5 separate regions of the Homo sapiens genome follow, and regions 1, 2, 3 and 5 are each linked to region 4. A link is a loop called in an ENCODE intact Hi-C map of the cell type or tissue named here. Cell type or tissue: endothelial cell of umbilical vein. All regions are shown on one strand. Each heading gives the region's core, and the rest is flanking DNA. Links, peaks and the distances in the headings are about the cores only. Region 1 has its middle 7.1 kb from the start of MIR1302-6. Region 2 has its middle 170 kb from the start of HDAC9. Region 3 has its middle 150 kb from the start of HDAC9. Region 4 has its middle 31 kb from the start of SNX13. Region 5 has its middle 170 kb from the start of SNX13.

Evidence for each region. A loop is a pair of places that touch in the nucleus more often than their neighbours do. Peaks named below come from ENCODE experiments on the same cell type or tissue, not always from the same donor. Only the 100,000 strongest peaks of a DNase experiment are listed, where the experiment ranks them.
Region 1: it touches region 4 in a loop (10-fold over the local background); 8 of 110 quality-filtered maps call a loop at or near these places.
Region 2: a loop joins it to region 4, with 10 times the contacts of the local background. A loop is called at or near these places in 9 of 110 quality-filtered maps.
Region 3: it touches region 4 in a loop (14-fold over the local background); 39 of 110 quality-filtered maps call a loop at or near these places.
Region 5: a loop joins it to region 4, with 8 times the contacts of the local background. A loop is called at or near these places in 8 of 110 quality-filtered maps.

The regions. Positions count from the first base shown.
Region 1 is chr7:18,117,084-18,123,280 of GRCh38, reverse strand. It overlaps a transcript of HDAC9 not described here. Among named protein-coding and RNA genes, the nearest start is that of MIR1302-6, 7.1 kb to the left of the region's middle. In endothelial cell of umbilical vein, for the core only: a CTCF peak has its summit at 3,059 (motif pointing right); no DNase peak of the experiment used is centred there.
Region 2 is chr7:18,317,956-18,324,152 of GRCh38, reverse strand. It overlaps a transcript of HDAC9 not described here. Among named protein-coding and RNA genes, the nearest start is that of HDAC9, 170 kb to the left of the region's middle. In endothelial cell of umbilical vein, for the core only: a CTCF peak has its summit at 2,966; a DNase peak (open chromatin) is centred at 2,992.
Region 3 is chr7:18,342,759-18,348,955 of GRCh38, reverse strand. It overlaps a transcript of HDAC9 not described here. Among named protein-coding and RNA genes, the nearest start is that of HDAC9, 150 kb to the left of the region's middle. In endothelial cell of umbilical vein, for the core only: a CTCF peak has its summit at 3,098 (motif pointing right); a DNase peak (open chromatin) is centred at 3,105.
Region 4 is chr7:17,968,359-17,974,555 of GRCh38, reverse strand. No RefSeq gene overlaps it. Among named protein-coding and RNA genes, the nearest start is that of SNX13, 31 kb to the right of the region's middle. In endothelial cell of umbilical vein, for the core only: no CTCF peak of the experiment used is centred there; a DNase peak (open chromatin) is centred at 2,955.
Region 5 is chr7:17,766,392-17,772,588 of GRCh38, reverse strand. No RefSeq gene overlaps it. Among named protein-coding and RNA genes, the nearest start is that of SNX13, 170 kb to the left of the region's middle. In endothelial cell of umbilical vein, for the core only: a CTCF peak has its summit at 2,558 (motif pointing left); a DNase peak (open chromatin) is centred at 2,548.

The DNA.
Region 1 (6,197 bases), core at 753-5,752, 150 kb before region 4:
TGGAGTTCTGGCTTTTAAACTGATAAATGTTCCTTTACCATTTTAGATAAAATAGCTCTGAATAAAAGGGGGTTGTGACCTCTTGCAGTACCAACTTGCAATGCAAAATTAGAACTAAGATAGCCTACCAGCTTCCATTTTAAAGTAATTTTCTGTTGGAGGAAGGAATTACTTTACAAATTAAATAGGTATTGGGCTATTTATTAGGAAATAACCACCCATTGTGCCAAAACCTGTCACTGCAACCAATGTCTCTTTAGGGCCATTGGGAAATATTTAAAGCAGTAATTTGAATAAGTATATGAATTATTTGCCCTCAAATAAAGAAAAAAACCCTAGCAGAAATCTTTGTATGTAATGATAGATCCAGGCTGGGCACTGTGGCTCATGCCTGAGCACTTTGGGAGGCTGAGGCAGGAAGATCACTTGAGGCCAGGAGTTCAAGGCCAGACTGGCCAACATGGTGAAACCCCATCTCAACTAAAGATATAAAAATTAGCTCGGTATGGTGGCACACACCTGTAATCCCAGCTACTCAGGAGGCTGAGGCAGGAGAATCGCTTGAACTTGGGAGGTGGAGGTTGCAGTGAGCTGAGATCATGCTGTTGCATTCCAGCCTGGGGGACACAGCAAGACTCTGTCTCAAAAACAACACCACAAAAATTAAAAATAATGATAGACCCAAATCCTTAGAATTCTGTGTTCGAGTCAACCAACAACTAAAAGTTGCCCCCACTAAACATATACATCAAAAAAAATATCCATTTCTTGACTCAGATAAGGATATAGTAGGAAAAATACTTCCTAGTTATTTTGGCTTTTTTCTTCAGCTATAAAATGAAAATAATATCATCTAGGTCCCAGAGACATTGTGACAACTACATACCAAAGCATTTCCCAGCGCTGTGTCTGAAACCCAGTAGGCACTCACTGTCAGTTCCATTACTTTACATCTTCTTCTCCCGCTACAAGAATACTGCCCTCATATAACATATCCATATTCTCACCAACCTACACACATAACTGACAACCAGAGTTTATTCAACTGGTAAATATGCATATGGTCTCTAAAGAAAGTCAATTCCACCACAATCTTTCAACTGCTTGTGAAAATGAATTAACTTAAGCTCTCCCAACCTTAAATAAAATATTATGATTGAATGCTATGGGGGCTTTTCAATACTATAATTACTGTTACTTGTACTTAAATTCTGCTGATACCATGGATCTTGAAGTTGGTTTCTGGGGAACTGGCATGTTGAAGAAATACAAGAATGCCTTCATTTCATAAAAGGTTGAAAAAGAAACACAAAATAATAATTCCGATTCAAATCAAGGTTGGATATGACATAGAAAAGTTCATCTTTTCCTCAAGATCTCTTCATCTCTTCTTTGTAAACTGTTAAGAGTTTCAGAGTGTCTAATCCTACTCTCAATAATAACCTTTTTTATCTAAAAATAAATTGCAATCATTAGTAATGCCTGTAAAAAGAATGTAGTTATTATAAAACAGTAAGACTCTTGTTAGTATAAGACAGTAAGGTTTAGGCCTCAGTGTTCCTGATGCTTTGAAATTCACGTTGAAAAGCTGGAATTCATTCTTTCGGTTAACTTGACTGCCACACTGAGCACATCTCTGTGTACTGCTCCCTTAAAAGGTTCAATTATTGAATGTTGATTAAAAGCTGTTTTTTCAACTCCTTTATAGATAATTTCAATGGTTTTTTTTTTTTTTTGCATATTCTTATGGTGCTCACCTTACCTTGGCTGTATTAGCTACATGTCCTGTCCTTTCTCTCTTTATTAAACCTACCAATTGACAGAATGAACACCCAGTAAATTACTGAGGTGCCTTTGCTCTGTGTGCTGATTATCACACAAAGCAGCTAAAGCTGCTGCCACAAGTCTCCAGAACAAAACCCGACACCCTGTGGAAGTGTAAAACTCTACGGGCAAGTATAGCCCTACACAAGGCAACTGCCTATATTTTTCAATGTGCAAGTCCCAAAATACTCTATTCAAAAGGCAGTTTTGACAAAAATTTAATATTCTAGAGGAGGGAGTCTTGCCAATTACCTTAAACCACACTTCCCACTCATAAAATGTAAGTTTTCAAATAAAATAATTTAAATTAACTTTTTCTTACCTCTTACATTCCAATAACCTTCCTTATCTGTCAGGATTTGTCCCAAAATTGAGATTTATCAGTGACCAGAGATGTAAGTAAAACACAGTTTTCTCATGGGGTTCTCCGCACTTCTTTCTCTAAAATGCAATTTGGCCATTCTCTCATCTCTATGTCTTCTGTTATGCTCTAAGTCCAAAACCCAACATCTACCTTACTGCCAGTGTGGAAGTAAACTCTCATCCTTAAGAACCCACAAAGAGTCTTCGATTTCTCAACAACCAGCAAGCTCTACAAATCACCATCATGCCCAAGAGAAGAGCAAATCAAATTGCTTTTGAAAGATACAAAGAGAAGCAAAAACTAAAAGCTCTCATTCTTAATCTAAAAACAATGCATATGTATGAGCAACACTAAAGTCTAAATATACACTTTGTATTTCACCCACACTGCTTATGACTACAGATTTTTGCCAAAAATATTACATTTAAGCATAATACCTCAACTTTTTGAAAATCTCCAAACCCCCTGTCTTTTCTCCCCGCTGCCTACCCCCACCCAAATATACTACTACAAACTTCTGGTAAAGGACAGATCTTCTTATCTTAAAAATGAAGAAACGAGGATGAAGAAAACTTCCCAAAGCAGCAAAATAGAAAAGGTTTGTGTTTGGGGACCATCCCTCAATTGGCTTTACAGACTGGAATGGAATGCTGGCTCCGTCTCTAATGAATGGCTTGACATTGAAGAATTTACTTAACCCTTTTGAACCTCAGCTACAAGATGAGCATAACATCCTCTATGATCAGCATGCATATTTATTAAACAAGCTGTAAAGCAGGATTTCTCAACCTTACTACTACTGGCCTTGTGGACCACATAATTCTTTGTTGTGGGGGGCTGTCCTGTGCAATGTAAGATATTGAGCAGCACCCCTGGCCTCTGCCCACTAGATGCCAGTAGCACTCCTCCCTTCTGTTGTGATGTCTCCAGACATTGCCAAATGTCCCAAGGGAGCAAAATCTTCTCCTGTGGAGAATCTGGTGACTTTTCTACCCAGTAGTAAATGTTTACTAGACAGTAGTCACTATCATCATTATCTATTAGACACTGATTTCCAGATACAAACTGTGATATAATTCACATTTCAAACTTCCCATACATTACCCCCAAAAACATTCTTTGGTGGCAAAGATGGAAAGCATGACAAGATCATGGCAAACACCCCAAGGATTGATCAATACTTGATGAAATGAATTCTCAATATGACACCTATGGTCTTTTAAGTAGAAAAGAATTTTGAGAGAAGTTGAAAGGATGTAAAATCCCACAGCTTTGACTCACGGAGAAAGTTATGGGCACAAACCACCACTTCCCAGTCATAATGTCAATTTGTAGCAGAGCTGTGACCAAAATAACTGACACACTTACTTTCAGTCCAACAGATATTTCACTTTACCATGACAGGTATATTGGGAAAATCCAAATTAGACAGTCAGATTTTCCAGTGTCTATTCACTATCCAAGTGTGTTTTCCCATTAAATCCCTCTGATCAACTGGCTAAGCTCCTCAATCTCTCTTCCTGTTTCCTTCACTACGCTGAACAGTTCTTCAGAAGACCGACAGTTCTCTAGAGTTTAGAAGACAGGAGACAAATTCAACCAAGACAAGTTTGGTGGTAAGAAACTGGTAGCTTCGGTCTCTCTACTGTGCCATAACAAACATTTTCTATGGCAAATGTCCTCAGCTGAGATAGAACAGACTGCCTTTCATATTTCACTTAACCAACATACATTGCTTGGTCAGATCAGTTTTGCCTCTAAGACCTATTCCAACACTGCTGCTTGCTGTATTTTCTAAGACTATTTAGTATTACAGGCATGTGACAGTATCTAGACTTGCAAGGAAATAGCATGGAGCATGCAATGGACTGGTGCACTTTGATTTCAGATATAGCATCTTTTCTGTTATAGTAACCTACCATTTACTAAAAGGTCCATGTTAGAAATAGAGTGTAAAGTTTGTTATCATGTTCTTGACTCAGAGAAAATAAGCAACCAAAAAGTGAAACAGGAAACATCCAATTTTTGCTTGGCCCTAATTATGGTAATTAAGGAAATTAGTCTAACTCTAGAAGAGCTTCAGATAAAATATTCTGAAAGAAGCCAGGTTCAACTCTGATATCCCCATGCTGACAAAAATGGGGTACTCATGCCGTCTTAAATCTAAGCTACCTGCATTCAGCATGCCACTTTTCAGGTGTTTTCCGATTTCCCATACTACCCTTTCTTGGCCAATATTCTCTTAAAGCCCAGATGTCCAGCTTCCAAGTTCAGCATTAATCTGATAAATTAATCCATGTCACTGTAGTAATGGCTTTCCCTAAAAAGAATATACAAAAATAGGCTCTGGATACAAAATAGACAAGGATTTGAAGGCTAGTAATTTGGACCATGTTACTTTCTTAAGCCCTGGACTGTAGGGTGTGGAGTAATAATATCACCCATCTGATAGTCTGCTGTACATAATGCTGTTCCTAGCACATGGTGAATGTCAATAATAGCAACTATATCATTAAATTCCTCTGTTATATCCTAAGTAGCTCAGACAGTGAAATTGTCAAGCAAGCTAGAAAATAAGGGAGTTATATTAAAATTATTTTCCCCAATAAAATAGGGGAAATATAATGAAGAAAGAATTTTTATAAAAAATTTCTATGTTCTATACATGAAGAAACTGTGACATGGCCAAGACAAACACAACATGTTGATGTAACATTCCTTTCCAATGGCCTTCACCCCCATTCTACCCAGATTAAGTAAAGTTAGGGATCTGCTATATTTCCCATCAAGGAACCATAAGGACTGACAATATTCCAGTTCTGACTCTCATGTTCAAGTCTCTGAAGGAACAAGGCAAGAGAAAGCAAGATGTCATAGAGAAATGTGATTACTTGGCTCATTTGTGAAGTAGGGATAATAACAATATAATCCTCATGGATTCTGGTGAGGAGTAAATGAAAGAATGCATGTTAACCCTGAGCCCTGGCTTTACTATGGGGTTAAACTCCCATAAATGTTGGTTGTTATTATTACTCAGAGGAGTTTAAGATCCTCATCACACTGACAAGGCAAATGAGACTCAGAGAGATCTGTAAGTGATGAAGGGGGAGGAAACAGAGCCCAGTTGTCTAATGTGTATGATAATAACATAAGAGAGGAGGAAAGATGTGGAACTACAGGAGAAAGAGTCAATCCAGGGAGCACTACCACTGCTGCTGACTCTTCATTCTCTCCATTGTCTCTCCATTCTCAACTTCTGAATTCCTTTCCTAGGGCTGCCGTAACAAAGTACCACAGACTGGGCAGCTTAAAACCACAGATGTTTATTTTCTCACAGTTCTCAAGGCCAGAAGTCTGAAATCAAGGTGTCAGCAGGTCCACGCTCCCTCTCAGACTCTGGATGGAGTCCTTCCTTGCCTCTTCCTAGCTTCTGCTGGTGGCAGGCAATCCTTAGCATTCTTCAGTGGGTGCATCATCCCAATGCATCAATTCAATGCTGCATCATCCCAGTCTCCACCTCTGATGTCACATGGTGTTTTCCCTGCGGGGATCTCAGTCTCTCTATCTCTTCTCTTTTTTTTTTTTTTAATTTTTTATTTTATTTTTTGAGACAGAGTCTCGCTCTGTTGCCCAGGCTGGAGTGCAGTGGCGCGATCTCGGCTCACTGCAAGCTCCGCCTCCCAGGTTCACGCGATTCTCCTGCCTCAGCCTCCCGAGTAGCTGGGACTACAGGCGCCCACCACCACGCCTGGCTAATTTTTTGTATTTTTTGTAGAGATGGGGTTTCACCGTGTTAGCCAGGAAGGTCTCGATCTCCTGACCTTCTCTTCTTTTTTATAAGGATACCAGTCATATTGGATTGATAGGCCACCCTACTCCAGTATGATCTCATCTTAACTTCATTACATCGGCAAAGACCTTTTTTCCAAATAAGGTCGCATTCACTGGTACCAGGGGTTCAGATTTAAACAGACCTCTTGGGGAAAAACAATTCAACCCACTACAACCC
Region 2 (6,197 bases), core at 833-5,832, 350 kb before region 4:
AGTTTTGGAGATATAGATTGAATGTCTATGTGCCCCCAGCATTCATATGTTGAAGCTTCATCCCCAGTGTGATTGTATTTGGACGTGGGGCTTTTGGAAGCTGATTGGGTAATGAGAGCTGAGACTTATGAATGAGGTTAGTGCTCTTATAAAAAAGATCCCATAGAACTCCCTCACCCCTTCAGTCATATGAGGACAAAGTGAAAAAAAAAAAAAACAAAACAACCATAAGCCAGGAAGCAGGTCCTTCCTAGGCTCTGAATCTGTCAGCACCTTGATCTTTGACTTCCCAAGCTCCACAACTGTGAGAATAACTGTATGTTGTTAAAGTCAAGTGGTCTATGGTGTTTTTGTTACAGCAGCCCAAACAGACTAAGACACCTGACTTTTCCTGAGATTCCCCAGCAATTTGTTCTTCTTGGTACTCACCAAAGACTATTACAGTTACCAGGGTGGGTGTCCCTGGTCAGGTGTCAAAAGCTTAAGACTTGGAACTAGGTCTTATTCATTGTTGATCCCCAAAACTTAGGACATGGGAGCTTTTAAAAGATACAATGCCTCTAGGCTCCACTTCCAGGGATTCAAATTTGTTAAAGCCTAGACATCAGCATGTCTATAAAAATCCCCTGAGGATTCTAATGTGCCCCCAGGTGAGAAGCCCTGACTTTGGGCTTCATGAGAGATAGTGAGGACTGGAGCTTTCACTGTGGGTGAGGTGTGTATCCCTTTGAGAGGTGTGACTCTCCACTAAAGTGTTGAGAATAGTCTATATGGAAACAAAGGCCCAAGCCAAGAACTGGGCCAACAAGTCAGAGGCTACTGTAATAATCTGACAGAGAGAATAGAGCTTTGGACCAGGGAGGTAGCAATGGAGGTGGTGAGAAATAGTCGTGGGTCTAGATATATTTTCCCTAGTAGAGCCAATAAGAAAGAACTGGAAATCAGTGGATATGGAGTCTGGGAGACTGAACGGGTTCAAAGATAACTCCAAGGTTATGGGCCTGAGCATCTAGAAGAGTAGGTTTGCTACTTTCTAACATGAGGAGGCCTTAAGAAAGGATAAATAACACATAAACCTTTGATGCTATTCATTCCAGAAGTGGGCCAACCATCCTTGAGGTTGACATTATTTAAAATGGCATCCACCCTTTAGTAATGGAGTTCTTTTCCCTGTCATACTTTCTCCATCCTGACACCCTTCTCTAAACCAGGCACCTTTTCTTCCCCAAGCCAACTTCCCAGCCCTTCCCAGAATCCTCCTTTCCCCTCATGAATCCTTTCTCATTTCCCATATGCTTATTGGAGGTATTTTTCTCCCAAGGGGACATTATTCTTGCTTCTTTCTTCATCTTGAAACTAACTGTTATTTTTCTCTCTCCTACAGTGACCCCACACTTTGCCTTCAATCCTGTTCTCGAATGTCGGCTTACTATTATCCATGACTGTCTGCTTTCTTCTCCTGTGCACCTAACAAGAAAACCACCTTGGATGCCCCTGCCAATCGGCAATCAGCATGATCCTCACCAGCATACTGTAGAGGTGGAAACAAACAAAAAACATTCTGCGTCTGTCTATAGAATTAGATCCTTTCAATATGGAAATAATAATCTCTTGCTAAGTAGAAGATAAGGGACGCGGTATATCAAAATGATACGTTCCCATTAAGTAAGCCTTGAAAGTTATTCTCACTGACAAATCAAAGATGTATCTAACTATACTCTTGGAGGTAAAATGGATTCTGTGATATCTGATATGGTAATCCACAAAAATTAGTTACTCTGTGATAGCTTAGAACCATGACAGTTACACTCAATATCCCTTTCTCAACATCCAAAAATCTTTCTCTTATGCCCAAAGTTTGTGATTATGAAAAAGAAACAGGCCAAGTAATTCAAATTGTGATGCTCACATTCATATCCTAAAGTATGGGACTAGAAAAAATAATTTTCTGATTGTGCCCCAGCTTTACAGATGAACAGTGTTTAATGCTGCTAAATCGATAGTGAAGAAGGGATTACTTTAATACAGGCTTTACATGTAGATGATATTGTTCTAAATGTTATTGTCAGGAGATGGTTCAAATAAGAGAGAAAGGACCTGAGAAGGCCGAGTGACATGGGAGCTTTACATTTATTCCACTAGAAATCTCAAAGGCATTCTCACCTCAAAGAAGAGTAAAATAAATTTAACTAGTTTGAAATGTTAAATATCTCTCTAAAAATGAGGCGAATACATAATGGAAAGCAGAAATATTTCGATTTCTGCCCTACTTTTTATATAAATTCTAAATGAAATATTCAAAGCTACAAAAAAGTTACAGCTCTCCAATTTAAAAGAAGTGGATAACAACATTTATATGGTTCTATTGTGCACCAGGGCGCGTCTCATCTGGGGCACACTATACAATTTGATTGGAACTTGGCTTAGTTCAGGAAAGAGAAGAAAAGCTAATAAGGCAATTATTCATGTGCTACCTAAAATCAGACAGGAATTTGAACCTTCTTCAAAAAGGCACAGTATATAAAGGAACAGTCTTTCCAAACCTCACCAATATGTACAATTTCTGAACTAAACCACTTTCCCATGTAATTTTCTTATTCCTGTAATTCCACAATAACACAAACATTTTTTTAAAAAGCATATAAAATGATTCTGTGGTTAAAATGGAGTATCTTCAGCAACATAAAGGCATATCACCTATTTAGAATGGCCTGTTATTGAGTTTATGACCATTCTCTAGCTCACCTTTTTCCTTTCTCTTGTGTGGTACATGGAATATGGTAAGTATTAAAAACACATGTGAAACAAGTAGGGAGATGAATAAGGTAGATGAACTAATGATGAATGGATAGGATGGAAAGAGTATGAAGGTTCTGAAGGTCTGGAGTTAACCAGGGAGGAGAGAGAATAATATGTAAGGGAAGAGATAGAAAAAGTAGTTGTAAATACTAAGAACAATTTCCATCTCCTCCACTAGGTGGACTCAAGCCAGATCTGACTTGAGTAGGGAAATTTCTGACACATCTATAGAACTTGCCTTACATATGTTAGAGTCCTTAGGCCTTGAGGTGTGGATAGAGGAACCTATTTGGTCAAGTTCTATGAAAATACGTAGCCTACAAAAATGGCGATTGCATATGTTCAACCTAAGACAAATATTTTTATTCTCAATACTAGTTATTTCCTTAATTATCTCTCTCTTCTCTCTTCCTCTAAACCATGACTTAGATAAATGTGCTGGAAAGTGGACAATTGGAAAGTTCTCCTAAAAAGTTTATGGGACTGCTTGAGGTCACACAGCTGGCCACAGGCAGAGCAGGGGCCAAGCAAATAGGGTCTACCCCCGGCCCAGTGCTCTTTCCACAACACTATTGTGACAACTGGGGTGGGGGGTGTCCAAGGAGAGAAACAAAGTGGGAGGAAATGTCAGACTTATCTGCTCACTCAGAAATTCACTAAAGGACATAATTATATCTACCAAAATAGAGATCCCTTCCTCCTCATATACCAGAGCACAATGAAGGAATAAAAAATGAGTCAGCAGAAAGAATGACAGGTCCTTCAAGTTCCATGAGCTAACAGCACTTTTAAAGAGTAAATCCCAAGTTTGCCAAATTCAAGAGTCCTCTGCTGGTGATTAGTTAACGTGATTGACAATAAGGGATACTCTGAAGAGCCACCGATCCTGCAGCAACACATCTTTCAAGGTTGGACAGGAGAGCCGGTACAAAGGATTTTATTCCCTCAGTCATTATTACTGTCCTGAAAAATAAGAGCTTGTACTATTCACAGCAAGCTCCTCCATTAGCTGGAAGTTAAAGACAGATTTCGAAGCCTTGTGGAGGTGTCACCACTGGATTTAATGAGAAATCAACCACAGAGTACAGGAAGGGAGAAAAATACAGTACAATCAAGTATCTGATCAACCCAAATTAATCTCATAAGCAGATAAAAGGAAGTTAATAGGCTGCTACTGCAAGCATCCTTGATGATCACTGGGCCCCTCAGTGTGGTTGAATGTCCTCAAGACATTTCATCCACGGATTTGCTGATGAGCCTGTTAAAAGTCAGGCTGCCTATAGTGACTAGCAGGTGCTGAAGTAAGTTGGACTAGAGAGTGAAAAAAAATCTTTAGTTCCCACCACCCCTTGTGAATTGTTAAGGTTAACATTTGGACCTGAAAATTGGTCATCAACAACAACAAAAACCTGCTAGAGTAACTAAAATAGATTCTATATGTGAAAAAGAAAATTACTTTTCTCACTCAGTTTGTGCTCCAAGAAAAAAAAAATCAAAATACTGGATGAATGTTGTGATTGCCTGCCATTAATGGCAAAGCTGTTATTTTAAACAACTGCAAAGAAACTTTCAAAAGCCTTCAATAATTTCAATAATATTTAAGCCTAGCTGTAGATGACAAATACATAAGTTGGATGGCTAAAAATTTTTTTGAGGAACACAACAGAAGTGCCTCTTAAATTTAGCCTTTTTTATGTTTTTGTCAGAGCTAAATTACAAGCAATATATTGGTGAGTTTTAAAAGTCAAAAAAGAAAGTAAATTTAGCACAGAGTTTACAATGGCAATTTCTCATTCCAATAATGATGGGGAACTCATAAAATTTAGGCTTTGCAAGAATAGCAGATTTGTTTGACTTATTTTTAAATTTATAGGCGTCAACAAATAACATAGTTTCCAAATATTTGATCTGATTTTTAAAATCTGGCTGGGAATCTGCAAGTTTCCATTTTATTGGTTGCTAGATGAGCTTTTATTTGTAGATACATTGTGCCTAATTTTAAACTGCATTTTGGCTTTATAGTTTATGTTTAAATGCATAAACACAAAAAGAAGGAGATAACTAAAAGATACTTAAGATCTGAAAGGCGATTTTGAAAGTTTTACTGAACCCCAAACAAATCTTCACCAGCAACAGAAACTACTCTAGTTAGTATGAATAAAAAGAAAATACCAGAAAATAAATACCACGAAGTGTTTTTGTTTCAACCATCATGGCGTTTTTAAGATTATCAGCTCAGAACTGTAAAAGCAATCAACAATTACGGTAAATGCTACTACGCTAACAAACATTTAACGTTTGTTTGTATCAGTGCTTGTCACACTACAGGTTACAGAGGAATCCCCCGGAAATGCAGATTCTGACTGAGGAGGTCTGGAATGGGCCTGAGATACTGCATTTCTTGGATCTATCTGCTGTGATACAAATACTGCTGATCCCAGGGCGAGACTTTGAGGAGCAAAAGTCTGTAATGTACTAAGCACTATACTAGTCGTTATGTTTTTACATTTAACCTCCACCACCCTATGATATAGGGAGTATTATCCCCCCTTATCACATAAAGAAACAGAGGAAAAGAGGTATTTCACATAATTCTGTGACAGACCCAAAGTATGAACCCAGGTCTCTTTGAAGCCAAAGCACAGACCTTCTCTGTAATAGTTTACTGCCTTCGTCTCTCAAGAAAAGAATTGATCATCATCAGTAGTTAATGCTACTTACTAGCAACTTGCTAATTCATGATGAATTGATTCAAATCAACAATAGAACAGTTTAAAAATCCAGATGCTGAGGCCCCACTCCACTTTACTTCTTTTTCCATGAATGCAGTAGGAATTGTCAGTTCTAAATATTTTCACCATCTCCACAGGTGACTCCAGGTATCACTGAAGTTATTCATTAGTTATTGCTGTCTGTAGTTATCGTTGAAACAAATGCCATCTGCATTCCATTTGTTATTGAAAACAGTAAGTGTGAGGTGTGGTTGCTGATCAAGCTGATCACCAAGATGGAAAGGATTTCATATTTTTTAAAAAGGCAGATGTTTATGTAGCATTTTTGTATTGAATTAAAACATACAAAATTTAATCTTTCTATTAATCCCTTGGCCTGAGCTACAGTCCTATTGTAATTCTCCCTTACTTCACGAAGGGCTCTGATCCAAGAGATGCTGGCGTATCTTGCAGCTGCAAGTAAAAAACCATCCCATTCTAACACCTCCCTAGGAGGCCAGGACACTGGGATGAACCAGGCTCTGATATAATTCTTTTCCTCTCTCTTTGATGCTGTTTTGATGGCAAGCACATGTCATCAAAAAATATATGATTAGTCAGAGCTCCTACAGGCAACCATTATCATATTTTCTGGAGTTTAAGTAGGGCAAGACTCTCTTCCCATTT
Region 3 (6,197 bases), core at 658-5,657, 370 kb before region 4:
CTATAAGATGCTGTCTCAATTACTGAGTTCTGTGTTCTCAGACTCCATTTAAATAGTCATAATACCTAAACTGCACTACTACTGTGAAGATTAAATAATACAAGCAGCATCCAGGACTGTGCCTGGATTACAGTAAGTGCTTAACAAATAGTAGCTGTAATTTTAATAGTGTTGCAAGAAGTTGAAATATGTGAGTTTAAGTAGGAAATACACCAATTTTAAAAGGGCTAAAGAGAAGGCAGAAGGAGAAAGTTTGTGTTAGGAGATTTTGGATCCTAAAAGTTGTTAAAGGATTCTTTACCTCTAAATACATCTCCAAAAGATGCCAGTAAGAACCACAGCTCAGAACAACAGATGTGTGATTGCATAATGAAATCTTGGTGTATAGTAAAAATACCTAATAGAAATAATTAAATTATGACCCCTACAGTATAATAGATGCCTAAAAACAGTGGTATTTTTCAGAAAAATTAAGCATTTCTTGGGGCATATCTAATTGAACCTTCCCAAAAATCCATGAGTAAGGTATTATCCTCATTTTTTAAATGAGAAACTGAGATTCAGAAAGGGTAAAAGACAAGTTCAAAAATCACACATGTAGTAAGTGTGCTCAAATCTGGTCCATAGTATAAATGCTCAATAAGTGTTGATAGCTAAGCATTTCCTAAATGAACATACGAATCTATACTCCATATCTTACCTCTTAATCGCTGACATTGCCTCTATAATTAATTAAATCAGATAAATGTTTCCCAAATTCTCCTGATCATAAGAATTACCTGGGGTGCTTGTGCTTTTCATGTCCAACTGCAGGACCCAAAATATTTTGTGGAGCAGCCTAGAAACTGATATTTTAAACCAGCAATTCAAGAGATCCTAATGATGAGGGAATTTTGAGAAACAGTTGCTAGTTACTGCATGATCCGTCTTTCAACTCCAAAATTTGCTACCTACTTCTCTCTTAAAATTAAAAGCAAGAATCTATGACTGTCAACCCTTTATCTATTTCAAAACTCAATACTTATCATCTACTTTGTAAAAACAGAGGGCACTGAGATACAGATTAAAAACATACTGCCGGCCAGGTGCAGTGGCTCGTGCCTGTTATCCCAGCACTTGGGGAGGCCGAGGTGGGTGGATCATCTGAGGTCAGGAGTTTGAGAACCCCATCTCTACTAAAAATACAAAAAATTAGCCGGGCGTGGTGGCATACACCTTGTAGTCCAGCTACTCGGGAGCCTGAAGCAGGAGAATCACTTAAATCTGGGAGGCAGAGGTTACAGTGAGCCGAGATTGCATTCCAGCTTGGGCAACAGACTGAGACTCTGTCTAAAAAATAAAATAAAATAACGTAAGATAAAATAAAATAAATAAGAACATGTTGCAGTTTATCAACTTGGTCTAAGATCCCTTTGTTTAACTGAATAGGAATAAACACAATTTACATGGGAGTTGTTGTTTTTGTTAGTTTTGTTTTCCCATTAGTGGTAGAAATCTAAGCAAATGTCTAAGTAAGGATGTTCTAGTATTAAAACTTTCTGCATGGACTCATTATGAAAAACATCCTCCCCTAAGCCTCCCCAGGGAGTCATAATGGGGTTCCCATAGTATCTAGAAACCTTACTTCATGTTTTATTTCTTGGCTGCACAACTAAGAGTGTTGCTAATGAAGTGCTCATTTTCCTTCACTTTCTGCTAAGAGTGGGAAAATTTATAATATGCTTTAAAAATACACATAGCTACATATTCTAGCAATTGTTGAGTGGTGTGTACTTTGCAGTGCTGGTAACTAGGATTGGAAAATGTTACATTAATACGGTGAATTTTATTTTTCACCAAGTATTGTGTTCTAAAAAGAGTTACTGTGAAATATTCATTCAGTATGGTGCAGAAAACAAATATGAACAACTTTTAAAACCCCCATCCCATGGTACAATATAAAGAAATTGATGCATAGATGTCTTATTTCCTTTGTGCCGCCAGCCTCTCCTATGAATGCCACACCCATGAATTAGGAAAGACTGAACAGATCATTTTAGACCTAGAAAACAAAGTGGTGGATTGGCTATTCCACTTTCCTCAGATGAAGAAAAATGACCTGCACTCTCAGCTTCTGGCTCCCAACCAAACAATGGGAAATTTTCTCCTGTTGCTATGAGATTTTGGTGAAATATAACTGATGAGAATCATCAATAAACCATACCAGTGTCTATTGTAATTGTGGAAGAAAAAAGTGTCTTTCGATCCCATTGACCATTACCTTATCAAAAAGCAAAAACATCTTATTTTCAGATGGGAAGGAGAAGATTCTGAGAGTATATTTACTAAAAATACTATTTCCTGGTCAGATGATTTTTTTTCTTTTAATGACAGCAAAAGAACAATGTAAAAACTGCAACTCTCCTCTTCAATCTAAGGTAAATAATTCCCAGAAAATATTCACATATATCTTTTAGTTCAACATAAATGAAAGGAAAAAATGCAAGTTGTGTTAATAGCGGTTGTGACATCTAACAAAAGCAAAACTACAAAAGCTAAAACAGCATGTGACAATTTTTGAGAGTTAAATTATCCAAATTCTCTCATAAAAATAGTCATAAAGATGTAATGACAATGAGTGACCCTTGTTTCAAAGCACTGTCAAGTTAACTGTACTTTGAAATCTAGTTCAATTTATCTGCAACATCAAGCCATCAATTTCAAAGGTTTTATAATTCATAAGACATTTTTAAAATAGAAACATTTTGGGTTTTTTGCAGCACAATTACTGCTATCCTAGGAAGGAGAAAGAAACTTTCTTCATTATGGGCCATAACATAACTTTTCTTTAGCAAAATGATCTGTAATTAAACCAATTACATTTAGCATTCAAAAATTCAGAATGTTGTTTCTATATTTTCTAAATTAGCATTGGTCTACTTTAGTCTCTCTAGAAAAAATTGAGAAAAATGAGTTCCTGAAAACTTAAAATACCTACCTTTAAACTCATGTCGTTTCTGCTGTGTTTGGAACATAAATGTACTATACATGCGGCTCCTTGAAGAGAAACAGACAGAAACAGGAGTCGTTGGAAAAGAGTCAACTCTAATGCATGCCAGAGGCCAGCAGGGGGAGTAAAATCCCAAAAATACAGGTAAAAGGGGAAAAAAAATGCTGAATGAAGGTATAGGCAGCACCAACTTGTAAAGAAAAGAGAATCAGTCACCCAGTCAAATAAAAGGTGAAAATCAGATTCTTCAGGGCCTTGGCTCAAGAAGATAAAATGAATTCTCATCCACCTGTGAGAAACAAATGCACCTCTTTCTATGTATGTTCCAGGGAGCATAATAAGCTAAAAGGGCAAAAAATTGTCCTTGAAATTTTGTAGTTTTTTTTTTTTTTTTGTCTTCTGTTGAATAATAAAGGGAACAAAGTGTCTTATGAGAACACAATCATGTACTTTCACTAAACAACAATTCATTAAATGAACAAGCTTTGAATCCCGCTGTGTGGTTGGCTAGGAGAATTGTGATTCCTAATGTCAATAACCTCTTAATCAGATATTTGTTCTAATATATGAAAGGAAATAATGCTTAGTATGATCTGCATGGATTAACAATTTAGAAGCACAAAGGAGGGAGAAATTCCTGAAAGCAATGAAGAACTAAAGAACATTTTAGGCTAAAATATATTCTACATTCTAATGTTTCATTTTAAGTCATTTTGTACACAAGGACACAGCATTATCTAGAAGAAAGAAAATTCTGGGCTTTGGAAACACAATATCCCTTTCAGGTCATAGAATTACCAATGCATCTGATTAAATTATTACCTGTCATACCTCTCAGGAGCACCTACTACCATCTGACAGGTGTTTGCTTGCTGGTTATTTCACTCATTACATAAGTGAAGGGCTATAAACTTCATCTTCTCTTATTTCCATTAAGATGTGAGGCCGTGAGCTTTTAGTAGAGAGCCCAAGATCATCCAAATCCCGATTATGCAAGCTCTCTGTGGAATGACCTGACTGATTACTTTTTAATAGAAGATTTGTTCATTAAAGACTGCAGCTCCTTATGGATTTTACTTATCAATCCTTAGAATTTGGTGAATTTTTTTCAGTGTTAAAAAGAGAAAGTTTTGCTAGAAAATCTTCAACTGTGCAGTTAACACTGAATTTGATAAACAGTACATTCCCAGTAACAGCCACCAAAATTCCAAGTTAAATCTGTGCCCTTGGAATAATGCCAAAATGCCACAGCATATTTGCACTTTGAACAAATTGCAAATTTTTAACTCCTATTTTTTTCTGCCAAAACAAAGGCTGAAAATATGTGGATTCTATCTTCCCTGAAAACTTTACAATGGTAATTTGGGATGCAAAGAAAAATGATTTTAAGACCAATAGAATGGTAGATTAATTTGATTTACTATTTAAGTACGAATACTACCTGAACAATTTCTGGAAGCCATTTGTAAACATAAGTGCTATGAAACAGTCACTAACATAATCTATATGTGAAATCAGACAATATTATTAGAATTCTTTCTGTGCTACTTGGCCAATATTCTTAACCATTCAACCTCAGTTTCCTTATCTGTGAAATGAGGATAATAATACCTTATAAGCTTGTTGGAAGAAGTCATTGAAATAATATCCGTAAAGTGCTTGATCTAGTTCCTACCACATAGTACATAATCAACAAATAATACCTCTGATATCTTATTAGATATTTTCATCTACTGGGTTCAAGACACTAGTCATAGCATTTGCAAAACAAAAATAATTTTTGAAAAGACATTTCCAGCTTTTACTTATAATCTGAAATACCCTAATTTTTCACATTACATGTGCTAAGAAACTGAATATTTTCTGTCAAAGGCCACTCCCCCAAGACAATTACTCATTAAGACCCTAAAAAGTGATATTTCTATTGAATTGCTCAACACAGAAGAAATTGTAAAGAAGGCAGATATGACTTGGTCCTGACCCAATACAGTTGGGTTATTGGAAAAATAAGGGTTTACTAAACTATTTCTGAACTATACTAGACTAGACTAGGCTATGTATTACTTTAGTGGGTATCCTAAAATAAATATCATCTATGCTTACTTTTTGATAAAACAATACTATGATTCTTTTTGTTAGAAGTAAATACATATATAAAGGCGAATTTACTAAGAAAATAATGTTTTCTTGAGAAAATGCAGTTCAGTACCCATAAAATCTATGCGGAAATGGTTGTTATTTTTACTGAATCCAAGAAAAGTAGAGAAGGCAAAAGAGCTCTCTAGTTAGATCCAAGGTAGAAATTTATTTCTATGTTTTATATTTTGCTGTTTTTAAAAATGTACATTAAGCAAAGTATTCTTTAATATAAAAATATGCTTAAATTTCTGTTTTAATTTTGAGTTTAAAAAATCGCTCCTTCTTCCCTTTCTCAATATTCTGTAGAGACACAGCAGAGCTGAACACACCATACACTAGGCAACATTTTCTGTAGATAATCTGAATTCTATGATGATTTGAAATATGCCTAATATTGTTTCCATTAAACTCTGTCAAATATGTTATAACTGTGTTAAGAATTTATATAACATAAATTTCCTTGGACATTTTAAATACCAAGTTACTAATTACCTTCCTTGCCAAAAGTTCATAAGACATAAAGTATTTACTGTTAAGTAGCTTCTACATTTCACCTTAGGGAACGGTGAAATGTGTTCCAGTGGGTAGTTTTAGTGACACATGCCTAAAAAAAACTGATGAGTAAGATACCATAGAGATATGTTAAAATCCCATGCTGCTGGTTTAACAGCCCAACTTTTACTGAGAAAGATGGAAATAAATGTGTGTCTTCCTTGACAGGAGATTTTATACAGGAGGGTACCGAGAGGATCCAAGTCATAAATAAATGACTTGGCAAATTGTTACTGGGAATCTTTTCTCCGGATAGGGAATTTCACTCTCAGAGGAACATTTTGAGCACCATGTAAGTGTCCTTAATACAATTTCTCCCAAGAAATTTTACCCAACTAACTATATTCACAGTTACCACCTGTCTTTCAAGATGTATGATTCTTCTCTCTCATTCAGTAGATCCACTTCACTCTTTGCTTGCACATAACGCAAATATTCAGCTTGTTTAATAGAAATAGAAATTGAATTCAATATAAGTGGACAGACAGCATTTACAAATGAAAGACTGTTTCATGTG
Region 4 (6,197 bases), core at 527-5,526:
CCTTCAGGACTTCAATATGTGAAAGAGAAAAGAATATATGTGTTTAAGCTATTATTATTTTGGATAATTTTCAGTTACATGTAGCTGAGCTTAATCCTAGTTAACACCAAGATTTAAATTATTGTAGAACATGAGAATAGCCATACAGAGTGACAAATGCTCTAGAAAAGGAGGGGATTCATTCCGGTTGGAGGAATCAGGACTGTGTAGAGACAGTTGCATTTGAACCATGTAGGATTTGGGCATTTGGAAATGAGGTGGAAACACGGCATCCCTATGTGGGTTGTGGAAGGATATTGATGACAAATAGACCTGCAAGGGCAGCCTGGAACCAGGTGCTGTAGGGACTTGAATAGCACCATAAGAAGTTTGGCCTTTGCTCGACAGGCAATGGGGGAACATATTCAGACCTTGATAATGAGAATACCTGGCAATGCTAGAATAGTTCTCTCCAACTTTTTTCACATGAGGCTATGCATAGAAGAATATTTTTATAGCACATTGGGTTAAATAGATGAGGCTTTTAACTGTTGAGGGCAACTGGCCCCATGCACAACTGCTACGGCCCCACCTAGGAGCCCTGAGGCCTTCAAGGATGAACACGTTAATATAGCTATTACTTATTCCTATGTGGCACGCCTGTTAGGGAACTATGCCATAGGGGATCAATTCTGTTGTAAGATAGAGAATTTTTTTTTCTTTTTAGACGGAGTTTCGCTCTTGTTGCCCAGGCTGGAGGGCAATGGCGCGATCTCGGCTGACCGCAACCTCCGCCTCCCGGGTTCAAGCAGTTCTCCTGCCTCAGCTTCCCAAGTAGCTGGGATTACAGGCAGGTGCCACCACGCCTGGCTACTTTTGTATTTTTAGTAGAGATGGGGTTTCTCTGTGTTGGTCAGGCTGGTCTTGAACTCCCAACCTCAGGTGATCCACCCGTCTCGGCCTCCCAAAGTGCTGGGATTACAGGCGTGAGCCACCACGCCTGGCCAAAGATGTTTTTATTTAGACATATTTATGTGAATAATTTATAAATGGAACTTGAGTGAAATGAGAGATTACATTCTATTAATAGGGTTGGTACCTTTGACTTCTACATAAATCCTGAAGAATATCATTCAATAAATTGAGAGTGCAGATGGTGATGACATTAAAATGTATACCTCTCTCTCCATCCACACATATTATAAATATATATGCATTTATATTATATATGCACATATATATATACATACACATAACACACACATATATATCAAGGAGAAATGCAGAAATGATTCCAAGTTTTGCCAAATATAATTTTGTATTCATTTTTATAAACAATTAGACACATTTTGGAAATTGTTAATTTTCACACTCCAGTGACTAATATCCTCACCCCCTACGCCCATGCCATATGGCTTTTTCCTATGTTCCTTTTACACATAGGCGAGTATGGAGACAGGGATAGGCCCAGGGGAGCCGAAGGCATGCAACTCCCTAAATAAAAGCTGCTCATGAGTTTGCCACATTGGCCAGTCTCTTTGGGATTGTAGTTAACATTTCTTATTAATAAAAATAAGAATAGTAAGAATAAGAATAACTAATATGCAGAATGCCAGGTGCCAGTCACTGTATGCAAACATAATCTTATTTCATGCTCACAACACAGTTATTACCCCCAATTTAAAGAAAATCTAATTTTAGGACAAAATTTAAATCCTTTATGCATTTTTCTCCTGCTAGAACTGAAACAATGAAAGAACTGTGAAGTGTAGCAAGTTTTTTATGTGATAAGTGCCCAGGAGTTGTTCTGTGTATCCTATCGTTGGGGCTCTTGCAAATATGAATCAGGACAAAATGCCTCATGCAGGACTGTTGGGGTATGTGGTGGGGGAGTTTTTGTTTGTTTGTTTGTTTGTTTTTGAGACACCCGCCACTGCGCCTACCTACTTTTTGTATTTTTAGTAGAGACAGGTTTCACCATGTTGGCCAGGCTGGTCTCAAACTCCTGACCTCCAGTGATCCGCCCACCTAGGCCTCCCAAAGTGCTGGGATTACAGGCATGAGCCACCACGCCTGGCCTGATATATGCTTTTTTTTTTTTTTTTTTTTTTTTTTTTTTTTTTTTTTGAGATGGAGTTCTGCTTTTGTTGCCCATGCTGGAATGCAATGGCATGATCTCGGCTCACCAGAACCTCTGCCTGCCAGGTTCAAGAGATTCTCCTGCCTCAGCCTCCCGAGTAGCTGGGATTACAGGCATGTGCCACCACACCCGGCTAATTTTGTATTTTTGGTAGAGATGAGGTTTCTCCGTGTTGGTCAGGCTGGTCTCGAACTCTTGACCTCAGGTGATCCGCCCGTCTTGACCTCCCAAAGTGCTACGATTACAGGCGTGAGCCACCACGCCCTGCCGATATATTGCTTTTAATTGGGCAGCCTGAGTATTTTGGTCCTTGACAACCCAATTAAACTCCAGCTTTGGCTATTTTCATCAATAAGATGCAAAGAAACACAGCTATGAGTCATTTTCCTTTTCTGTAGGACAGTTTTTCCTTCAATTAAATCAATACGCTTAAACAATCTCAGAAAACCCAGAATCTCAAATATCCTTGATAGTTCTGAAAATCAGGGTATTCATGGAAAAATTATTCATACTAAGATCTATTCTGCACGATAGAAGCACAACTTTGATGTAGAACTATTGCTATGATTTTAAAATATTATATTTCTCCAAAAAATTCGGTTAAAACCTTCATTTTTATCTATTTTCTTTTGCTTTATTCTGTCGGCTTAATGAAACCAAGAATGACAAGATACATGGAAAACCTGCATCTCAAGCCATGATTTTATTCCTAAAATCAAATCTATTTTTAACAGATACCGAGAGCCAGGGACTAATTTTTACACAAAATTATGCATTCATGGAAAAACTGTGAATGAATCTACTGCTTGTTAAAAGAACTAAAGTAAGTGATGGTGTAAACTGCCACCTAGAGTTGAGATTTAAATTCAGTTCAATATCTAATATAAAAATGACCCTATCAGTCCAAGATTTTTAAATCTCACATATTTAACATGTACACCAAAGACCTTCACTATAGAGTCCATTTCATCCTTTATCTGTAGAGTCTATGTCTCTATAAATTTGGAAGTTCTGCAAAAAAAAAAAAAAAAAAAGGTTTTTATTGAATGAGTACAGTACAAGATTACTAGAAGTAAAAATGTTATATATGTTATTATCTGTTGGCTATATTTTTTAAAATAGTCTTTGGGAAAGTATATTTAATATATTAACATATGCAAATTATTCACAGACAAAAGGTCAAATTATTTAGAATGTCTTATGTTCTAAATTCCTTGAACAAAAATATATTCAGCCTGGGCATTGTGGCTTATACCTGTAATCCCAGCACTTTGGGAGGCCAAGGCGGGTAGATCACTTGAGGTCAGGAGTTTGAGACCAGCTTGGCCAACATGGTGAAACCCCGTCTCTACTACAAATACAAAAATTAGCAGGGCATGGTGGTGTGTGACTGTAGTCCCAGCCTATTTGGAAGGCTGAGGCAGGAGAATTGCTTGAACCTGGGAGGCAGAAGTTTCAGTGAGCCAAGATCATGACACTGCACTCCAGCCTGGGTGACAGAGCAAGACTCTGTCTCAAAATAAAAAAAAAAGTATATATTATATTATATTATATTATATTATATTATATTATATTATATTATATTATATTATATTCAGCCCAGCTCTTTCAATCATAACCTATTTGTCTTCCTGCTTCACTTACATATACACTGTGGGTCAGAGGCTTTTACCACTCAGTAGGATCACTGTCATAACAGTTCACTGTGTGAGCTACTCAAATTTAAATAAAACAGTAAATTGCTGGGCGCAGTGGCTCACGCCTGTAATCCCAGCACTTTGGGAGGCCGAGACGTGCGGATCACCTGAGGTCGGGAGTTCGAGACCAACCTGACCAACATGGAGAAACCACGTTTCTACTAAAAATACAAAATTAGCCAGGTGTGGTGGTGCATGCCTGTAATCCCAGCTACTCGGGAGGCTGAGGCAGGAGAATCACTTGAACCCGGGAGGTGGAGGTTGAAGTGAGCCGAGATTGCACCATTGCACTCCAGCCTAGGCAACAAGGGCAAAACTCCATCTCCAAAAAAAAAAAATTTAAAAAAAATTAATAAAATAAAACAGTTAATTTGTGTGAGGTCTAGAAAGCTAATATCTCACCTCCTTAACTAGGTTACTCTAAAACCATACTCTTGTCAGAATCCCTAAAATTAATGGAGTAGCTATAAAAGAACCCAGACAGTTTCAAAAATTGAGAACAGCCATTCCTACCCCAAATTTTCACCCAGTCACAAGTAGAAAAAGGATTTCTACATCTAACTACTCATGCACATCATGGATCAAGCCTTAAGTCTGTGTGTGTATGTCATGGCAGTGTTGAGCTTTTCTGGGTCAAGCAGATGGGTCTATGAGATGAAGATTTAGAAGAGAGCCAACGCTAATACGTCCTCTGAAAAATTCTACTTTGTCTGCCACCTGACTAATTTATTTTATTTATTTAGTTAGTTTTGAGACAGCGTTTCGCTCTTGTCACCCAGGCTGGAGTGCAGTGGCTCAATCTTGGGTCACTGCAACATTTGTCTGCTGGGTTCAAGCGATTCTCCTGCCTCACCCTCCTAAGTAGCTAGAATTACAGGTGCCCACCACCATGCCTGGCTAATTTTTGTATTTTCAGTAGAGGTGGGGTTTCACCATGCGGGCCAGGCTGATCTCAAACTCCTGACTTCAAGTGATCCTCCCGCCTCAGCCTCCCAAAGTGCTGAGATTACAGTAGTGAGCCACCACACCTGGCCAACTACTCGAATTCTTAACCCTGGCTACGTACCTGGTTTATGTTTAAGCCTGTCAGAGCATGGAAAATAGGTTGTTGACTCTTTTCTGCCAAATATAATTTCCTACTTCTTTCTCCTCTAATAATTCCTCATTCTTATCCTCCCCACCCACTTTCCCAGGGCAAGTTTATTATCCTCATTTCCTCCCATAAAATTCTGTTTCAACATTCCTTTCCATTATCTCTTTGTAACCCCCATGGCCCAGTCCTCTGAGGGAAAACCTGTGTTTAATCCTGTCTGTTTCTATAGCTTCCTTCCATCTCTTCTAAACTCTTCCCATGTCTTTGCATCTCTTACAGTTTCCTCTGTGAAGCTCTTGCCTTCCACTGCTTCTATAAACAGCCAAAATGTAGGCAAAGCAAGCTTCCTCCCTATTCCCTAGAAATTTCTACACGTTAAACTGCATTCTTTTCCTCCTCATTATTTAACACTTACACCTTATTTGCTCAGTCAGCTTGCCAACACATACCTCTGCATCTCCTCTGTTTCTTCTGTCACTTTCATGAAGCCATTTTTGTCTATTTTAGAGGATTTCTATCCTCATTGCCTTTGTGATTTTCATCTCCATGCCCAGTCCTAACAGTGTCTTACCATTTATGTTGAAATACCTTGCAACATGACTTGAGCATTCCCCGTGTGAAAAGGATTCTTCTGCATGCTTTGCAGTTTGTATTACTTTTTCCTTTAAAAAAGCTCCATGAGAGTAGCATTCTTATTGTGCTCATTTTACAGATAAGGAAAGCTATGCAGGAGTTCAAGTAACTTGTCCAAAAGAAAAGTCAGTAAGTGATAAAGCTGGAATTTGAAACTCAAAAAGTTTAGAATCCAGAGTCCATAGATTTCGTTACTAGGCTATACTGCTTTAGCTTTTCTTCCTAACTGCTTTTACCCAATGCTAGCCATGAACCTCAAAAGACATGAGAAAACATAGATTTAGGCTGATTAAAGAAGGGTTTAGGAAGTCATCTCACCTTTTGCAGTGAAAAAACACAACGGATCCAGGCAGCACTCTTATATAATAATAATTTTTTAAAAATGGTAGAAAGGATTTGGAACCAGGCTCCTGGAATTTGATTCCAGGCTTTACCACCTGTGTAACTTTGTGTGGTTATTGATCTCTTAATTTCCCTTTGTGTGAAATGGAAATTATATCTGCCTTTAGCCAATATTATGATTCTAATCCAAAGTTGTGACTCTTTTTTTCTTTTTCCTTCTTTTGTACTCCCAATTATGCCTCTTCCAACCTAATACTGTCTTTTTGTTGGCTGTTGTTTGAACTGATAAAGATCCTAAGCCCCAGGTACAATC
Region 5 (6,197 bases), core at 412-5,411, 200 kb after region 4:
GCCCATGTAGGAGCTTTGCAATATGAAAAGGAATTTTGGTTGGAGTAGCTCCTGTGACATTCTCGCCATACTCCATTGAATTTGTGCCAGTCCACCTCTCCATTCTCAGGAGAGTCAAGCTGCTGTTTTGATATGCTTTCTAGGGAATATAGGCAGATCCTGGGTGCCAACAGCAGGCACACACACCAAGCTAGGAGTATGAAAAATTAGAAAGTTTGCTTTTGGTTCTGCACTTTAACACAATGGCAATAATATGAACAGACAGTGGTAGTATGCTTTCTCTTTGGACCACAGACAATGGGAATTTAACCTTAATCCTCAGTCCTGCTGCTTTCCAAAGGAAGATGAAAGGTAGTTGCAGAGTTGAGCAGACAGAATGATACGAATTTGAAAATCTCAGCAGGTGTGGGGCTCAGTGCGCTATCCTCAGGGACAGTGCTTCTCTAGATCTGTTTTCTGCTGAAGCCATCACTGTAAAACTACTGTTCATTATTTCTGTAACTTCCCCAGGACGATAAGGGATGTCAGCAATAACATGGTACATTAAACAGACCATAAATTTATCTCCAGGACTAAAATAATACTTGAGTGCAAAAATAAATGGATCTGGCTGCCTCATAAACTAAAAACTTAGTACCCAAAGGGACAAAATAAGCCCAGAAATAATTCAAAATACATAAGAAAATTCACTTCATGATAGAAGGACATCTGAAATTAGTGGGGCAAAGAGGGCAATTTAATAATGGATGTTGCGACAAATAATGAGCTTGTTCATACCTTACCTGTGTATCACAGTAAACTTAAAATACATTAAAAATCACACATTTAGAAAGAAATCCTGAAAGCACCAGAAGAAAGTATTAGGATAATTACTTTTTATCCTTGAAGTGGAGAAGGTCTAATGATGACTCAAAATCCAAAAACCATGAAATAAATAACGCAAGTACATAAAATTAAAGATAACTTTTGCATAGTAAATTATACCATAAGTACCTAAAAAGTTAAATGAAAAATTGGGAAAATTTTTTAACTCATGTAACAAAGACTAAATTCCTAATACATACAGATCCAAAATTCAATTTGAAAAAAGATTTATTTTAAACATAAAGTCAGCATATTATACACATTCTGACCCTTGCCTTTCAGCTCAGTGAAAGCTTCTTAGTTTTTCACAGCTGCGTTTCATTGGGGGAATCATAATTTCTTTAACCATTCCCCTAGTGATGAATATATGAGTTTGTTTTTCCAAATCTTCTGCCATTAAATCATTTTTCAAAAAGAAGAATTATAATGTTCAAAAGCTTAGACTCTGAAATCTGGTTGCCTGTGGGTTCGAGTTTTGGCTCTGTCAATTTCAAGCTACTTAACCTTGGGCAAGTCTTAACCTGTCTGTTTCCTCATTTGTATAAGAGATTTGAAGTTAATAGAATCAACAACAGGAGACAGTTGTGAGGATTCAGGGTGCTAATATGTAGGTAAAGGACTTAGACTAGTACCTGGAGCACAGTAAGTCCTCTGAAAGTGTTAGCTGTTATTACCACTATGTGCCAAATGGTAGAAATTGGACTAACTTTATAAACTTCTGCTTTTATAATGTTTAGGACTCATGGTAAGAGAGGCAGAACTTAAAGGGCAGATGCTGTCTCTTAATGGCAAAAAGGGAAGTCCAATGGTGAGGCAATAACTGTTTCTTGCTGTTTAATGAACAGCTGCTTAAAAATGCAGCATGTCAGTCACCAGCGTAGACATCAGTAAATGAAAGGAGTGGCTTTGAAACGTGAATTTTATTAAGTATAGCAGGAGATTCTGCTGCAGATAGACCCAGAAGACATTTTGAGAAAATAATACTATCCCCTGGGTGAACGATACTCAAACTGTAACTATAGTGCCTTAGAGAAATTGATCAGGTTCAAGCTTCATGGACGTTAAGCCATAGTTTAGATATTTAAAAACATCATAGACCAGCCCAGGGAAGAAAATTTCAATGAAGTATCAGAATGTATGATGTTAACTTTATCAAGTCATTATTACTTCATAACTACCTTCTGGGTATGTTGCTTGTTAGTGTTTTGCATTCTAATTTATACTGTAGGTCCTGAGGTCTGGAAGCTTGATTTCTAGTTTGTCCCCTAAGTCCAGGACATATTCTCTTAACACATTTTGTTAAACACATTTTAATGCTCTCTAAACACATTTTTACGTCATTTAGAGCTACTAAAGATAGAGGGAAGTTCTAATGCTTGCTTCAAGATTTTTTGTAGCCCTGTGAGATCGAGATTGGTGGTATAAAAGAAATAGTACAAGCTTTATAGTCAGTCAAATCCCAGCCCATCAATTACTAAACTGGGAAATGTTGGGAAAGTTATTAAACTTAGAAAATCAGTTTCCTCTTTTATATCATGGTGGTAATACTGTACTCTATTCCCACAGTTATTCTAGAGAATAGAGATAATGCCCATAAAGAGGAAGCCACGCAGCAGGTTTTCAATGAATGGCAGTATTATTTGATTAAAGCTGTCTTTTCTAGGGACTTCTCTTCTTGTTGTCTGATGCCCCCTCCTGGACAGTCCAGAACCTGAGCTGAGCAACTGTCAACATCACTTGCTTGAAACTAAAGGTCATGAGGTATGCAGAAGCAGTGTTTTAGGAAGAGTCTGAAATCAAAGCCAGAGCCAGTCCAACCAAGGGGCAAATCCAGAGGGTATGGTAGAGGTGGAAACCAGAGAAATTAGATGAGGGTGGAGGTGGAAGCCTGGAGGAATTGTCTGAATGACAATATAAGATATTACTTCCCACTGATAGTTACATGCCCAGAATTTACATACATTATCCCAGTTAATCTTCACCAAAATCTCATAGGACAGTGGTCCCCAACCTTTTTGGCACCAGTGACTGTTTACGTGGAAGACAACTTTTCCACAAATGGCTGCGAGTGGGATGGTTTTGAGATGAAAGTGTTCCACCTCTGATCATTGGGCATTAGTCAGACTCTCATAAGGAGCACAACCTAGATCCCTCACATGCACAGTTCACAACAGGATTCATGCTCCTATGAGAATCTAATGCCACTGCTAATCTTACAGAATGCGAGGCCAGGTGCGGTGGCTCACACCTGTAATCCCAGCACTTTGGGAGGCCGAGGTGGGCGGATCACCTGAGGCCAGGACTTTGAGACCAGCCTGACCAACATGGCGAAACCCTGTCTCTACTAAAAATATGAAAATTAGCCCGGTGTGGTGGCGTGCGCCTGTAATCCCAGCTACTTGGCAGCCTGAGGCATGAGAATCACTTGAACCTGGGAGGCAGAGGTTGCAGTGAGCCAAGATCGCACCACTGCAGTCCAGCCTGGGCAACACAGTGAGACTTTGTTTCAAAAAACAAAACAAACAAACAAACAAACAGAAAGTGGAGTTCAGGTGATAATGCTTGCTCACCCACTGCTCACCTCCTGCTGCACAGCCTGGTTCCTAACAGGCCACAGACCAGTACCGTTGATGGCCCAGGGATTGGGGGCCCCTGCTGTAAAACATAGGAGTAAATATTAATAAATTTTGATTAAGCAATAGCTTCTTACATGTGACACCAAAAACACAAAGAACCAAAGAAAAAAATAGATACATTAGACTTTATCAAAATTAAAATTAAAAATTTTGTGTTTCAAAGAGCACTATCTAGAAAGTGAAAAAACAACCCACAGGGAGAAAATATTTGTAGATTATATATCCGTTAAGAGACTTGTAACCAGAATTTCTAAATATATATATATATAAAGACTGTATAAAGAACTCTTACAACCTAATAATAAAAAGGCAAACTATTTAATTAAAAGATGGACAAAGGATCTGAATAAACATTCCTCCAAATAAGATTTACAAATAGCGTGTGAAAAAGAAGTTCAACATCATTAGTCATTAGGGAAATAAAAACCAAAGCCACAATGAGTTAGTACCTCATATTCACTAGAATGACATTAATAAAAAAGATAAAGACATGGAGAAATACAAAACTGATGGGAATGTAAAATGGTGCAGCCCCTTTAAAAAACAGTGTGGCAGCTCTTCAAAATGTTTAGCATCGAGCTACCATAATACCCAGCAGTCATGCCCAGATTTATACGCAAGGGAAATGAAAACATATATCCACACAAATTCTTGTACACGAATGTTTATAGCAGCACTATTAATAACAACCCGAAGATGGAGGCAACACAAATATCCATCAATGAATGTATAAATAAAATGTATTTATACAATGGAATTTTATTTGGTTGTAACAAGGAAAAAGTTTTAATACAGTCTACAATATGGATAGAACTTGAAAATACTATGCTAAGTGAAAGAAACTAGTCACAAAAGGCCACATAATGTATAATTTCATTTATATGAAATGACCCAACAGGGAAATTCCATGGAAACACAAAGTAGATTAGTGTTTACCAGGGGCTGCGGGAAGGAAGAGAGCTGGGGAGTGACTGCTAATGGATATGTAGTTCCTTTCTGGGGTGATGAAAACATTCTAGAATTAAATAGTGGGGATGGTTGCATAATTTTATGAATATACAGACATACCTCATTTTATTGTACTTCTTCACAAACTGAAAGTTTCTGGCAATCCTGTGTCAAGCAAGTCTTAATCATTGGCATCCTCCAATGAAATATACCTGCTTTGTGTCTCTGATTCACCTTTTGGTAATTCTTTTTAATATGTCAAACTTTTATTATAATTTTTAAATTTTATTTTAAATTTTATTTTTCCATAAGTTACTGGGGTACAGGTAGTATTTGGTTACATGAGTAAGTTCTTTAATGGTGATTTGTGAGATTTTGGTGCACCCATCACCCAAGAAGTATACACTGCACCATATTTATAATCTTTTATCCCTCGCCCCCCTCCCACCCTTCCCCCCAAGTCCCCAAAGTCCATTGTATCACTCTTATGCCTCTGCATCCTCATAGCTTAGCTCCCACATATCAGTGAGAACATACGATGTTTGGTTTCCATTCCTGAGTTACATCACTTAGAATAATAATCTCCAAGGCCAGGCGTGGTGGCTCACGCCTGTAATCCCAGCACTTTGGGAGGCCAAAGTGGGCGGATCACCTGAGGTCAGGAGTTCTAGACCAGCCTGGTCAACATGGTGAAACCCCACTTCTACTAAAAATACAAAAATCAGCCAGGTGTGGTGGTGGGCATCTGTAATCCCAGCTACTTGGGAGGCTGAGGCAGGAGAATCACTTGAATCCGGGAGGCAGAGGTTGTGGTGAGCCAAGACCACACCATTGCACTCCAGTCTGGGAAACAAGAGTGAAACTCTGTCTCAAAAAAAAAAAAAAAATAATAATAATAATAATAATAGTCTCCAATCTCATCTAGGTCACTGCAAATGCTGTTAATTAATTCCTTTTTATGGCTGTGTAGTATTCAATTGTATATATGTACCACAGTTTCTTTATCTACTCATTGATTGATGGGCATTTGGGTTGGTTCCACGATTTTGCAATTGTAACTTGTGCTGCTATAAACATTCATATGCAAGTATCTTTTTTGAATAATGACTTCTTTTCACCCAGTAGTGGGATTGCTGGGTCAAATGGTAGTTCTACTTTTAGTTATTTAAGGAACCTCCACACTGTTTTCCTTAGTGCCTGTACTAGTTTACATTCCTACCAGCAATGTGGAAGTGTTCCCTGTTCACTGCATCCGCACTAACATCTACTGTTTTTTGATTTTTTGATTATGGACGTTCTTGCAGGAGTGAGGTGGTATCACATAGTTGTTTTGATTGGCATTTCCCTGATCATTAGTGATGCTGAGCATTTTTTTGTATGTTTGTTGGCCATTTGTATATCTTCTTTTGAGAATCGTCTATTCATGTCCTTAGCCTACTTTTTGATGGGATCTTTTGTTTTTTTCTTACTGATTTGTTTGAGTTCATTGTAGATTCTGGGTATTAGTCCTTTGTCAGATGTATAGATTGTGAAGATTTTCTCCTACTCTGTGGGTTGTCTGTTTACTCTGCTGACTGTTCCTTTTGCCATGCAAAAGCTCTTTAATTATGTCCCAGCTGTTTATCTTTGTTTTTATTGCATTTGCTTCTGGGTTATTGGTCATGAAATCCGTGCCTAAGCGAATGTCTAATAGGGTTTTTTCCAGTGTTATATTCTAGAATTTTTATAGTTTCAGGTCTTAGGTTTAAG